Regions from separate parts of the Homo sapiens genome. Here region 1 is linked to region 2. A link is a contact called in ENCODE Hi-C or POLR2A ChIA-PET data. All regions are on one chromosome and are shown on one strand. The core of a region is the stretch at or near the end of the contact, and the rest is flanking DNA. Distances in the headings are between cores, read along the strand shown. Region 1 has its middle 51 kb from the start of ROCR. Region 2 has its middle 130 kb from the start of ROCR.

Region 1 (6,736 bases), core at 1,425-3,924, 74 kb before region 2:
TGTGTTTCTTTCTGGATTCCCTGGGAAGAATTCATTTCCTTGCCTTTTCAACTTCTAGAGGCTGCCTGCGTTCCTTAGCTGCTGGCCCCTTCTCCATCTTCAAAGCCAACAATGGTGGGCCAAGTCCTTCTCATGCTACCATCTCCCTGGCTTCTAAAGCAGGCAATATTAGAACATGGATCAACTAGCATGCTCTTTTAAGTTTTATCTCTACCCAAAGTATTAAGAAAAAAGGAAGAAAAATATACATCCTTTGATGCACCAATATTTACCCAGTCTGGTACAGCTGCTGCAGTCCTCTGTTAGTTACTCTAAGTCCTAAAGTTCTTTTTCTGCCAGGAACTACATATTTGGCTACAAAAAGGCAAGTTACTTAACTGCAAACCACACAGTTTATTCATCTTTATAATGGGCATAACCCCTCTGGTCCTGTTCTCTCTGACCATTGGAATGGTAAATGAGATAATGAAAAAGGGCCTTAAAAAGCATGTTGTTTAATCAAGCATTTTCTGTGACCTCACTAAGATAGTCAGAAGCGAGGTCTGTGTCTGCTCTCACATGCTATGCAACACTCCTAATACACCCCACTTATTTTATTTTATTTTATTTTATATTTTTTGAGATGGAGTCTCGCTCTGTCGCCCAGGCTGGAGTGCAGTGGTGCGATCTCGGTTCACTGCAAGCTCCACCTTCCAGATTCACGCCATTCTCCTGCCTCAGCCTTCCGAGTAGCTGGGACTACAGGCACCCGCTGCCATGCCCAGCTAATTTTTTGTATTTTTAGTGGAGATAGGGTTTCACCATGTTAGCCAGGATGGTCTCGATCTCCTGACCTCGTGATCTGCCTGCCTCTGCCTCCCAAAGTGCTGGGATTACAGGCGTGAGCCACCGCGCCTGGCCACACTCCACTTATTTCTTACCAAGCTTATAGGTTGCTTTGTTAGATTTCTTTTTTTACTATACATATTTGATTTACATATTTAATTTATAGCAATGCTGCATAGTAAGGAGGCTATCAATTGCCACTCAGTGAATATTTAATGAATAAAAAATGAACAAAGGAAAGCAAAAAGAAGAGAAGGGAGGAAGTAGAATGTGGAAAGTTGTACACTCTCTCCTCATTGCTCTGGCAGAGGAAGCTCCATTTCCATTCTCCTTGGGAGATCTTGAACTTTATCTCCAATCTGGACCCTTCCTATTAGAAAGAAGGGGACAGTCTTGAGGGAACCATGTGTACCACCAAAGGTAGGTCATGGGGGTCAGAGGGCCACCCCCAATGCCCAGCCCCACTTGGTACAGAGGAAAACACATACCTTATGGCCTTTGTTTAAAAAAAAAAGAAAAAAAAAAAGCCCTGGTTTCTGGGAATTAGTTCATCAATAAGGCACTAAGTTATTTCAGGCTCACTTACCAAATGCCTCTCCATTGTTCAGTAGTAACTAGCACGTGCATAGTAGGTCCAGAAAATAACATTTGGCGTTTTGATGAAGGAATGAGTGCAGGAATGATGTGTTGCTAGACAGCCCAAAGAAACACCAAGAAAACACCAAAGCAAATTTAAATAGTATAGCACGATCATTTTTTGATGATGGATGGCCTCAGTACTTTAGGCCATTCAGCAGCGTTACCCTGGGATTTTGCTCTAACCCTGTTCTCCTGGCCTTGCTACCAGGGCTCATGGGGGTAAATCTGGTCAGTCTCCAAAAGAAGGAGCTGATCATGCAGATTAGGCGCGTCGTGGGACCTGCCTGCTGGCCAGAGCCACTCGGCTTCTGAAACCTTCGTGAATCAGGAAACCAGCGCTCGGCACCCTCTGCAACTGCCCTTCTGGGCTCCCTTCCATTGCTCCTCCCAGCCTCTCCCTGGAACTGGGCAGCGCTGCTTCTGGCCAGGAAAAAGGAACCTCCTCTGAGTCAGAGCTGAGTGAGTAGCAGTTGCTTCACCCCCAGCCCCCAGGGCTTGGAGAGAGACCTGCTTTGTCCGCATGAAACTGCAGGCTTGGGCCAGCGCAATAGTTTGATGTGAATAAGCAAAAAGAAAAACGACCAAAAAAAAAAAAAAAAAAAAAAAAAAAAAACAAAAAACAAACACACACACACACACACACACACACACCAACCAAAAAGCCCCCCATGTTTCTTCAGATTAGATTTAATTGAAAACAACCATCCACCCCAACCACTTTTCGTATGTTGAGCAGCTTCTCCAGTTGTGGAGTCCAGGGTCTGAGTCTGAGTCAGAGAAGGGAGCAGAGGTTGTCCCCCACCAAATCCAGAAGTGGGGGGCTGCAATGCAAGAGCTCAGGACTATAAGTCTGTAAAACGCTGTGGGCCCCTGCACAGCCAGCCCTGTCAGTCTCCCTGCATCCTCCACTGAAACGAAAGGAAATAGAGAGCCGAGCCAAGCAGAGGTATAGGGGAGCCAGGAAGCCAAGGAGGGAGGCCAGCGGCTCTCCTGCCTCAGCAGACACCCGCAGGCTGAGCGAGAGAGCTTCCCTTCCAAACACTGCAAAGAGTCTCCGAGGAGGAAAAGGATCTTGCAGAAGAGCCAGGAAGCCAGGATTGAAACTGTTGCCGGCATTGGCAGGGCCCGGGCTGGAACTGTCTGCTCTCCTATCCTCTGGCTCAGTGGGAATCCCATCGCCTCTCTGACATCATGGATGAAAATCAGCCCTGGCTTTCATGTGTTGGGACCGCCCCACCCAGCTCAGTCCGGCCAGCTGGACCCTCCCAAAACGGGTTCTCTTTTGTCAGCTGCCTTTTATAGAACTATAAAACTAAAAGTTCAAGTACGAAGCCCTTACATCAGTCATCAAAAAAGGCAGACTTCGCCTCCCAGACTCCTTCTGCCTCTTTCCCTGCATTGTGGCTTCCTGCTCTCCGGCAGAGCTGCTAGGCTGCTGGCTTCCATTTCTCAGCCTCGTAAAGATCCTATAACACCAAATGGGGCATTAACCTGCCTAGGAGGGGGTTCTGGATCTGTGCTTTGGAATTAGGGGAAAGGGAAGAGAAGGGGGGATCTTACGCTGCAACTATGTGGGGGAAAGGAAAGATACTTCTGTAATAAAGTGAAATGGCATAGAGTTGGAAACGGGAAAAGAGACAACACAGGACCACAGTCGATGAGGCAGAGTGAGACTTCCGCCAAATAACTGTGACCTTTGAAATTTCAAACTGCCTCTCTAGGCATTTGAATCTCTTGGCCAAAGCATAAGTGAGTAGGGTGGTGGAACACCAGATGATCCTATGCTCAGCAGAGTTTAAAAGGGAGGGAGTATTAAACATGTTGGAGCTTGAGAAGAAGAGTGGAATTCTCACCTCCTCAGCTCAAGACCTGGGCCGTAGTGGGCACTAGATTAATCATGGCTGCAGAAAGAAGTGAATGGCTGACCTCAATCAGTTTCAATGCCTTAACAAAAGATTGGACTAAGATTATTGATAAAGGTCTTAGTGATTCTTGGATCAATGAGATGACTTCTACGGTTTAGGAAGCTCCATGTACACTCTAAACACATAAGAAAAGTCAAAGCCAAATGGAACTCACCCAGCAGTCCAAAATGGTGGCTGGGTCAACAATGCTGCACCTATGGGATCATCGTGTTCCCTGGCTTTACCTTTGAAGCGTGTGGTCTAGCTGCAGCTTAAAGGATTAATGTGAAGTGCAAGGAAATGTGTGTAAGTTAAACCATTCTTTGCTCAAATTAGATCAGTTATCTTGACCTGATAGACTTTTTTTAAAAGGTCTAATACACGGGACCTTTCTTCTCTTGGCTTGAGATATGAATGTGCATGTTGAGCAGCAACATTCCTGTGGGTCTCTCAGATTCTATCGGGCTGTTATATAACTGGCATTATAAGATTGGAAAGGATCTTAAAGATAAGACCTGGGTCAAAGTCTTATTTATGAATGAGGTCGAGGGAGGTTAAATGACTTATGCATTGTATGTGCTTACATTTATTCATCCAATCAAAGATGATTATTCCTATTGCTCCTTTTGTTGCTATTTAGCACCTGTGCACACCAGGCATTAGTCGGTGCATTGGGAGTCAGTGCTGAACAAAGGGGGTAGGAGACAATAGTTTTTGTGGACCTTATAATTGGAGAAACTAACATTAAGCAGATGAACAAGTGTGAAAATAATACCTTTTTGGAAAATGATGAAAACAGTGAAGGAGGTGGCAGTACATTAGGCGTGATGGCCAGGGAAGGCTTTTCTAAGCAGGTGGCCTCCAAGATGAGCTCTCTGTGATGAGAGAGAGCCAGCCATGAGAAGCTCCGAGACAGAATATTCCAGGCAAAGGGATGACAAGTGCACAGGCCTTGAGGCTGGGACAGCCTAGGTACAGATCGAGCATCCCTTATCTGAATTGCTTGGGACCAGAAGTGTTTTGGATCTCAGATTGTTTTCAGATTTTTGGGCTATTTGCATACATATAATGAGATCTTGGAAATGAGAACCAAACCTATACACAAAATATATTTATGTTTTATATACACCTAGCCTGAAGGTAATTTTGTAAAATATTTTAAAATGTTGTGCATAAAACAAATTTTGCATTAAGTACTTAGGTGTGGAAGTTTCCACTCGTGGCCTCATGTCAGTGCTCAAAAAGTTTTGGATGTTGACGCGTTTTGGATTTTGGAAAGATTAGGGCTGCCCAATCTGTAGTTTTCTGAGGCAGAGATAGACAAGTGGAGCTGCAGTATAGTGAGTAGAGGGAACGGGGAGAAGAACAGTGTAAGTTCCTCTGCCCTACCACCACACACTTTCTGCAAATAAGGCCTGCAGACGTCTGTTCATCCTGGAATTAATGTATCCTTTCTGAGCCCACTGATCCCCTTTTATAATACCATTCATCATACCCTACAAGCTCTTGCAGAAAGCATCCTGAGAAAAAGGGTGTTGCCTACCCAAAAAACCATCGAGACGCATCCCGTTATGTATTACATTGCAGTTGACCCTCTAAAGTCTAAGCCTACAGAAATGTCTCTGGTCACTCAGACCTTGTTATGGGCTTAATTGTGTCCCCCACAAGATATATGTTAAAGTCCTGACCCCTAACACCTCAGAATGTAACCTTATTTGGAAATAGAGTCTCTATAGATGGCTGTGGTCTGAATGTCTGTGTTCCTCGAAAATTCATACGTTGAGACCCGATAGCCAATGTGATCATATTAGGAGATAGTCTTTTAGGAGGTGTCTAGGTTAGGAAGGTGGAGCCCTTATGAATGAAATTTGAGCTCGTATAAAAGGAACCCAGTGGAACTCACTTTCCCTTTCCACCATGTGGGAATACAATTAGAAGGTGTCCTCTATGAGGAAGAGGGCCCTCACCAGGCACCAAACCTGCCTGAGCCTTGATCTTAAACTTCACGTCCACTAGAACTGTAAGAAATAAGCTTCTGTGGTTTATATGCCATTCTGTTTATAGTATTTTTATTCTAGCAGTTTGCATGGACTAAGACACAAATTTAACCAAGTTAAGATGAGGTCATGAGGGTGAGCCTAGTCTAATATGACCAGTGTCCTTATAAAAAGTTTAGACACAGACATGTCCAAGGAGAACTGTGTGAAAAGACACAGGTAAAACACCCTATGAAAACTGGGGTAATGCTGCCACAACCCAAGGAACATCCAGGGTCATCAGAAGCTGGAAGAGGCAAGGAAGTTTCCCCTATAGGTTTTATGTATTTATTTTTTTTGAAACAGTCTCATTTTCCACCCAGGCTGGGGTGCAGTGGCACGATCTTGGCTCACTGCAACCTCTGTCTCCCAGGTTCAAGTGATTCTTATGCCTCAGCCTCCCAAGTAGCTGGGATTACAGATGTGTACCACTACACCCAACTAATTTTTGTATTTGTAGTAGAGATGGGTTTTCACCATGTTGGCCAGTCTGGTCTCAAACTCCTGACCTCAGGTGATCTGCCCTCCTCAGCCTCCCGAAGTGCTGGGATTACAGGCATGAGCCACTGCCCCGGACCCCCATAGGTTTTTGAGGGAGTACAGTGCTGCTGACACCTGGATTGCAGAATTTTGGCCTCCAGAGCTGCAAGACATTAAATATCTGTTGTCCTAAGCCACAGAGATTTTGGTACTCTGTTAGAACAGCCCTAGGAAATAGAGACCTTTATCATCTTCTAGCTCTGTCTATCCCCTAATCTAGTAATCCTCCTGTATTAGTCGGTTTTCACACTGCTGATAAAGACATACCCGAGACTGGGCAATTTACAAAAGAAAGAGGCTTAATTGGATTTACAGTCCCATGTGTCTGGGGAAGCCTCACAATCATGGCGGAAGGCAAGGAGGAGCAAGTCCCATCTTACATGGATGGTAGCAGGCAGAGGGAGAATGAGGAAGATGCAAATGCGGAAACCCCTGATAAAACCATCAGATCTTGTGAGACTTATTCACTACCACGAGAACAGTATGGGGGAAACTGCCCCCATGATTCAATTATATCCCATCGGGCCCCTCCCACAACACATGGGGAATTATGGGAGTACAATTCAAGAAGAGATTTGGGTGGGGACGCAGAGCCAAACCATATCACCCCCCTCCCCATCCTCTGCTCCCTCAGAATCCTTTCACTGTGCCCTATAGCTCAGAGTTGCTCATCATCAAAATGACCCATATCCTCACCTGTTGCTAAGAATGTTCTCTTCAAATGCCTGCTGCAACTAAAACCAGTCATCCCTGGAGGTCTTGGCTTCCCTTCCAGCCTTCTGAAGCTATGAC
Region 2 (7,681 bases), core at 175-2,674:
TTTCTTGTGAGATTTAGATGAGTAAATATGCGTCAAAAAGTGAGAATCAGGTCTGGCTCTGTGAGTGTTAGCCGTTCCTTGTTCTCCTTGCCCTCTGCCTACTCTGCTCAACATGGCTGTGGACCCACAGGCCCATTTCCTACATAATCCCAATTTATCTAGAAATAATTGGTTCTTTCTTGAAATAAAATTCATTTTAGATGCCTACGGAGGAGAAAATTATTTCTAAGATTTCCTTCCATGCCAACAGTAGGGGAAGATAGGATTTAGCTTTGAAGATTCCTTTTCACAGATGATTTGGAAAGTAAGAAGGGAGATTTAAAATGTTGTCTAACAATTTTTTTTAAAAAAACGATGCTACAAAGCTAAACTTTGTAAAATTGTTGATATTTACTGTTGGCCTAAAAACTCAGCAATTTCACATGGCTAAACTCATTACACAAGCAGACATTAGGCTGGATTTCTTACTTTTCAAACAACTGAACATCTCATGGCATCAACCTTATTTACTCACTTTTGATAAATAAGTACTGACTGACCTTTCCCCGTGCTCTATGCCGTGACTCACAAGTGAAGTTAGGTTCAGTAGTTTTTTGTGAAAATATCTTTTAAAAATTCGCTAAGTCCGCATGATGCATTTTTCTTAATACAATTATTTTCCATCTTTAACTTGCACTTGACTTTCATTGGGGAGCCATTAATTTATTTTCAAGTACAGATAAAACTGCCAAAAATACAATATTAGTATCATTGCCCATGGGAAGAAATGTTAGTGTACTTTTTTTCTACATTATAGACTAGGAATAGGGAGGGAGGGAGGTAGATATGTAGGTAGGTAGGTAGGTAGATGATAGATAGATAGATAGATAGATAGATAGATAGATAGATAGGGAGGGATGTAGGGGTTGTTACATCTTTAACTTCCACTCCAAACCTTGTTATCCTAATATTTAATTCTACCTTTATTTCTTATAATCTTTTTAAATCCTTTGTCATAAAGAAAAATTGCTTATACTAGTCTGGAGCCAATTTTTTAAGTCAGGTGAGCAAGAAAATGGGATGCATGGTTTCTAGATGTTTACACACAGCTAGATACACTAAACTAATAGATTGTTGCTTAAGGACATTTCACTTTTTGTGTTTATACATGTGTGAGAGATACTTCAGTGAAAGGCTGGAAACTTCCATCCCAAATCAGCTGTCTCTGGCTCTTGATTTCTCTGGTTCCAGGCCTTTCAGGATCTCTTTGTCTTTGCCACTGTTTCTCTGGCTTCTCCTACTCCTCAAAATTCATGATCGGAAAACCTCCAAAAGGTTAGAGACTCATAGATGGGCGGTTGGTGTGTGAGCATCTCTGAGTCAGAGTGGCAGGAAGCGTGACCAAACAATTCATTACCTTGGCATCTCAGGGGTCACCTGGGTTACCTGACAGCCCCTAATTAGTGGGTGTGAAACATCTTTTCTCCCCCAGGCTACTGAGCTAAAGTGAAGACTTCATTCTTGCTAGAGATTGATAGAGAAAAGTGGGTCCCTGGGCACAGCCTGTCTTGCAGACAGCAGAAAGCTACTTTGGAACGTCCCTCTGGAGGTCGTGCAAATGTTTTTATATCTGGAAACAGTCAGTGTTTTTTATGGAAACAGAGCCAGAGCTGTGATTAAAATAGCCATGGAGCTACTTTCTGTTTCAACCAACTCAACAATCTTAAAACCAAACAATTTTTAAAAAATAATTTTATTTTAAATTTGAATAAGATACAAATCTAGTTTCTTTAGGAATGAATTTTTCTCCCGTTGGGCATTTTAGATCTTTATTAAAAAGAAAGCATAGACATTCTCAAGAAAGCCTATCCTTATATTTTGAACAAATAATTGATTATTTAAAAACTCTTTCAGCGAGCATTTATTGAGTTCTTACTGGGGGCAAAGTGCCAGGTCAGGCCTTGGTCAAGTTCCTCCCTGCAGCAGATGGTATGGTGAGTGGGTTTTCTTTTGGCGTTGTTTGTTGGGTTTAAATCTGTACAGCTCTATCTCATGTTCAACGATAATGTGCTCCTGAAAAATTGTATGTAAATCGCATTTTTAAAAATGGAGTCCATTTAGAGTAATAGTAATCAGTTTGCATTTATGTGACTTTTCAGTTATTGAGTTAATGAACTATATACTGAATGGTTAAAAGTTCCTTTGGAGTTTCTCAGCTTTGGTACTGCCAATATTTTGGGTTGACAAATGTTTTTATCTTAGGGGCTGTCTTGTGTACTGTAAGATCGCTAGCAGCGTTCCTGGCCTCTACCAAAAATGTCTCCCGACATTGTTGAATGTCTCCTGGAGGGCAAAATCATCCCTAGACAAGAATCATGACTATAGAATAAAGTGTATGAATTTTAAAAGAGAGATTTAGGTTAGAGAAATATTCTTTTAGTGTCTTAATTAGTAAAATAACTCTCAATTGCCAAAATTTTCTTTCACTGTAATTAAATAAGTATATATTCATATTTCCTCAGTAACTAAGTTCAATGATAGCAAAATCAGTTTTTATTATGATTAGACAGCATCACCCTTCAATTTCAAAAACATTCAGTAGTTATTAGAACAAATTACAGCCATGTGTCTAGAATAATTGATCGTCTAATAAAAACAAAAACTCCCTCCATATGTCATCAATTTTATCACTCAAATAGTCACAGCCCAACTGTAAGAAATAATGAGATTTTTAGTTCCCTACCATGCAACTTTCTGAGTGGCTTGGAAAGTAGACTTACACTGGAATGAGAGTTGGTAGCAAGGGCCCTGTGCATAGTCTTATTCCTTCTCCTGTCTTCCCGCATTTGACCTTTCATAACCAGAACTTCCTGATCCCTAACTCCTAAGAAAATAACATTTCTTCTTAAGATTAAATGGTGATTCATTTGATGAATCAGAAAACTCATCAAAACATACTGTTATGACTATGAAGAACCTAGGAACTACCTAGTCATTTGGGTAGTTTACCAAGACTCAGAAATTGCTTGCATTTCAAATTGCCTTTAATTATTGGAGAACTACCGCAAATTTTTCTCCTAAACGAATACTCCATTATTACGAGACACCTGGTAATGCAAGTTTTAATATGTTTACTATAGGCAATGAAGAAAGTGAACTCTATAATACCCAGCTTGATGGAGCTAATGGCAGAAGACCAGTTAATAAAACTAACACATTCCAATTGTTTGATATAAGAGGTTGTTGGGAGTGTGACTTTTTTTTAAAAAGCCATTTAATTACATACCCTGATGTCTTCACTCAGCCATTCCCTAAAATATATTTTCCCAATTTCAGCATATACCCCTTCTCTACTCTCAATTAGCTATTGCATTGGGCCTTTGCTTCCAAGCCCCATAAGTAATAGTAACTTAATTTTCCAAGTCATAAATCAGGTAAACTTATGCTGCATAGCACGTGTTCCATTTGTTTTTAATCAGGGGCAGCCTGGTACTCAGAGGTCGGAAGCTTTAATTCAATGGGGTCCTGTGTCTTTTTGGAGGGAGAAATCTTTTGGCTTCTTAGAATTCCCTTTGTGAATGTTTTAAGTATCCTTTTGGCAAAAGTTTGAATATATAAAGTATCTCATATGGAATCCTTTAATTCACTCACCTATACACACTCCCTTTTACTTCAGCTCTAAGATTAAAAGAAACATTTAACGACATTTTTATACTCCTGTATTCTCCTGATTTTATCTATTGTACTTAAGAAAAATCATACATTTAGCTGCTGGCGAAAGAGACACAAGAGAAGAGAGTTAAGAGATGTTTGATTTCTAGAAATCATTTCAAAGAAATAGCTCTAACAAACAGCAACATCACTGATATTGTTTAGGTTCCATATTGTCTTGAGAAAAAAGAAATGACCACATAAAAACCTTTAGAGTTTCTAAAAACTCAGAGTCCCTAGCACAACATTTTATGACTGAAAATCATCTTGGAGGTACTTCCTATAACCCTCTCATTTCACCCACAAAGACAGTGATACCTAGAGCGGTTACAAATCCAGATAGTTGTCACAGCCTATTAGTGCCAAGCTAAAATCAGAGCTCCATTCTGCTGTTATTCTATGCCCTTTTATATTGTACCTATTAGTAAATAATAGCTAGTAAGTATGTATTTAGTTATTCATACACTCATCTAATATAAAACATCCAAATATTTGAAAGTTTCTTAATTATTTACCAATCTTTACTATTTCATCTAGACATATTGCAGTAAAATTTTAGAACAGAAAGAATCAAGAGAAAAATCCCAAAAGCTATCAGATAAGAAAAAAATAAAGATTACCTATAATAGAAGAGAAATCATATTGACATATGAGTTCTCATCAATGTTAGACAGAAGAATACAGTAAGCACTTTAAATGCTGGAAGAAATTTAAATTTTAAAATGCTACAGGAAAATTTATTTTAGCCCATAATTCTCTACCTAGTGATATTATTCGAGCATGAGCTTGAAAGGAAGATAGCTTTCTACATATGAGTAATAAGACAAACTCCTGCAAACACTCTGAAGGTATTATAAGAAGTTATATAACAACAAGAAAGATGAATCCAAGAGAAACTAATGAGATAGAAGAACTAAAGGTTAGCAATGAAACTAGGAAAATTTGATGTTAAGTTTAATAAGCATTCATTGAAAAAAATCTGGAACTACACTTTTAGAAGCTATCTATTAGAATTTATTGAAGCATAAAATGGGAGTATGAAAGAGTAGAAAGATTGAAGTAGCTACATTTGTAAACCAATTTGTAGGGTAAATTTGTAGAAGTTATTAACATTTAAAATGGACATTTCCTATGAACTAGCAGCTCTTTTTCTCAGGTGTTGCCATTAAGAAAAACATGCATATGGCCAGGCGCATTGGCTCACACCTGTAATCCCAGCACTTTGGGAGGCCGAGGCGGGCGCATCACGAGGTGAAGAGATCGAGACCGGACTGGCCAACATGGTGAAACCCCGTGTCTACTAAAAAAATACAAAAATTAGCTGGGCGTGGTGGCACACGCCTGTAGTCCCAGCTACTCAAGAGGCTGAGGCAGAAGAATCGTTTGAACACAGGAGGTGGAGGTTGCAGTGAGCCAAGGTCGCACCACTGCACTCCAGTCTGGTGACAGAGCGAGACTCTGTCTAGGAAAAAAAAAAAAAGAAAAAGGAAAAGAAAAGAAAAACATGCATATGTGCACAAGGATGTAGAAAGCCCAAGGATTTCATAGCAGCAATTGCTCCTAATAGGAAAAAAAAAAATTTTTTTAAGCTGTCTTTCAGCCAAGGAGGATAGCTAAAAAATGGGGTATATCTTATCATTGAATCCCTAGTAGTGATTAGAAAATCAAAAAGGAAAACCAAAACAACACAGAAAGACCTGACTCTGAAAGACCTTTGGGGCACTTTTTTTTTTTTTAAACTGAAACATTCAAGTTGCATGCATGTGCCCACAGAATATATAAAGTAATGAATTTGATGTGTATCTGTACATTTGTTTTTACATGAACTGTACTATTTTACATATGTATGTAAATGCACAGAATTACATATGGATTAACCACTCTTTAACACTTTCCAAACCAAGTGTGTTTTTCTTTAGGGCCACTGAATGAGGCATTTGTTTATGAATTCGTTCATTTTCCTCTGATATGTATCATATTTATTGAATATCTTTTATATGCCTTGTCTTACACTGGGACCTAAAAATGCGGTTTATGCTCACCTTGAGCTTACTTTATATTACAGGAGCCAAACTAATAGCTAAGATAACAAGAGTTTACAATAGGATACATATAGGCAAACATCAAGGAAAAGAGGAGAGGAAGAAGTATCTCTATTTGAAGGCTTACGGAAGACTTTACAGAGCAAATGGTCAAACAGGTTGGCCTTTGAAGAAGTAACACTTTGTCAATACCAGAAATGGAAGAACGTCCGGAAGGAGAGTCATATAGACCGTGTAATGGAATAGTGACATGGATGTCCATAGCCTCGGTGGGAACATGTGAATATTCTAATGTCTGTGAAAAGCGTGTGTTTAAAATTTCATCTTTCATACTACAGAGCAGGGCTCCCCGACCTTTTTGGCACCAAGAACTGGTTTCGTGGATGATAATTTTTCCACCACTAGGCATTAGATCTCATAAGGAGCGCACAACTTAGATCCTTCCCATGCATGGTTCACAATAGGGTTCGTGCTCCTATGAGAATCTAATGCCGATGGCCACTGATCTAACAGGAGGAGGAGGAGCTTAGGCAGTAATGCTCACTTGCCTGCCGTCACCTCCTGCTGTGCGGCCCCGGGGGATTGGGGACCCCTGGTATAGAGAATAGGGAACCACTAAAGACAAAAGATATGAATATAATTAGATGTTTGTTTGCAGAATGATAACTTGATAATATGGAAGACAGGGATATTAGAGGAAACTAGAACATGGCAAAGATTTCTTAAGAATCCAGGTGAAAGTGTCATGAAATTGGAGAAGAAATTGATGCAATTCATACTTCAGAAGGATGAACTTGAAAGAAAAAATGTTCCCCGGTAATTTGGGGACAGTTTTCAAGTGATTTATCAATTTTGTTTTTTGTGTCTACTCTCTCATTTTCCCTATTGTCCGAGTTTTTTTGGAGGCTGTGGTATCCAGTAGATTAAAGAAATTTTACTGTGAGAATAATGAGTGGCCCAAAAGCCTGAGAGATACAGTTGTAGATTTTGGTGGGAGGGAAGGATCACCAGGAGCAAATGCCAGCTTGAGTAAGATGCTTTCCAGGTTTCCTGGGGAGCCCAGTGATCTCTAACCCCAGCTGTAACAGCATCCAGGGAAAAACCTCCCCTCCTCCACACACAGATGCCGTAGACACAGGATGGGGACTCCTGTAACTGGTTATATTTGGCCTCCAAGGTCTCACTGCAAGTTGGCAGAGGCTGTGTCACACACATAGAAAGATGTGTCTGTGGCATGATCCTCTCCAAAGCCCTCATCTCAATGCGGGTGGTGGTGGCTCAGGGTGGAGGGCTTATGCGGGAGCTCTGGAGTCACCAGGAGGAAGCTTTTAAGGGATCTGAGGTTTAGTTTGTGTTAACACCCTCAGTTTTGGCTACTGTGGTTACTTTACTAAACCTCAAAAGGGTGAATTAGAACGCTGGAAATAGTACAAGAAGAGACCTCCTGTAGATGTAGCTTCCCATTCCTCGCCTGTACGCACAGACCCTGATCTGGATGTTTTGAATTTCTTTTGTGCAGTCCCAACTTCTGGCCTATGTTGTGCCTGAACAACATGGAAAACATAAAAATAAAGCTATTCTTTATTAACACACAGAGAATCAGCTGAATGCCTTATAACCTTTTAACATAGGCCAAACAATTTATAAAAAAAGAAAAAAGAGGTCAGTTATTGGTGCTGCGTGTATTTTGTTTCTGCATCCCAGGAATCTTGCTCCCCTCTGGCTGTCTTCCTTTGCAGGGGAAGAGGGGGAGCCCCATATGTGTGTCCATGTGATGTCTCTGCAAGCATATGTTCCCTGTGCATGTGGCTTTATGTCAACACATTGGCCCCATACTAGGGATGATGCTAGGGTCCAGATGGGTAACAGGGAGAAACAGCTAACAGGGCAGTCATCCCACCGACTTAGAACTCACTTTCTCAGCCGGGCGCAGTGGCTCACGCCTGTAA

Evidence for each region. Hi-C counts contacts between places; a loop is a spot of excess contacts on that map. ChIA-PET counts read pairs that join two places held with the same protein, here RNA polymerase II (POLR2A). Pooled maps may share reads with other maps.
Region 1: a map of PC-3 shows a loop between it and region 2 (2.4-fold over the local background). The contact joins two enhancer-like sites. A Hi-C loop is called at or near these places in 5 of 168 maps with a recorded cell type or tissue (PC-3, PC-9, cardiac septum and 2 more) and 1 of 50 pooled maps. POLR2A ChIA-PET finds 5 or more read pairs at or near these places in 1 of 52 experiments (CD4-positive, alpha-beta T cell).

The regions. Positions count from the first base shown.
Region 1 is chr17:71,971,354-71,978,089 of GRCh38, reverse strand. No RefSeq gene overlaps it. Among named protein-coding and RNA genes, the nearest start is that of ROCR, 51 kb to the left of the region's middle. Within about 2 kb of position 2,674, at least 18 of the 41 ENCODE cell types and tissues checked have a DNase peak (open chromatin) inside an H3K27ac peak, as active enhancers do; they include PC-3, where a contact is called at or near this core.
Region 2 is chr17:71,894,739-71,902,419 of GRCh38, reverse strand. No RefSeq gene overlaps it. Among named protein-coding and RNA genes, the nearest start is that of ROCR, 130 kb to the left of the region's middle. RefSeq lists an enhancer at 889-2,088. Within about 2 kb of position 1,424, at least 4 of the 41 ENCODE cell types and tissues checked have a DNase peak (open chromatin) inside an H3K27ac peak, as active enhancers do; they include PC-3, where a contact is called at or near this core.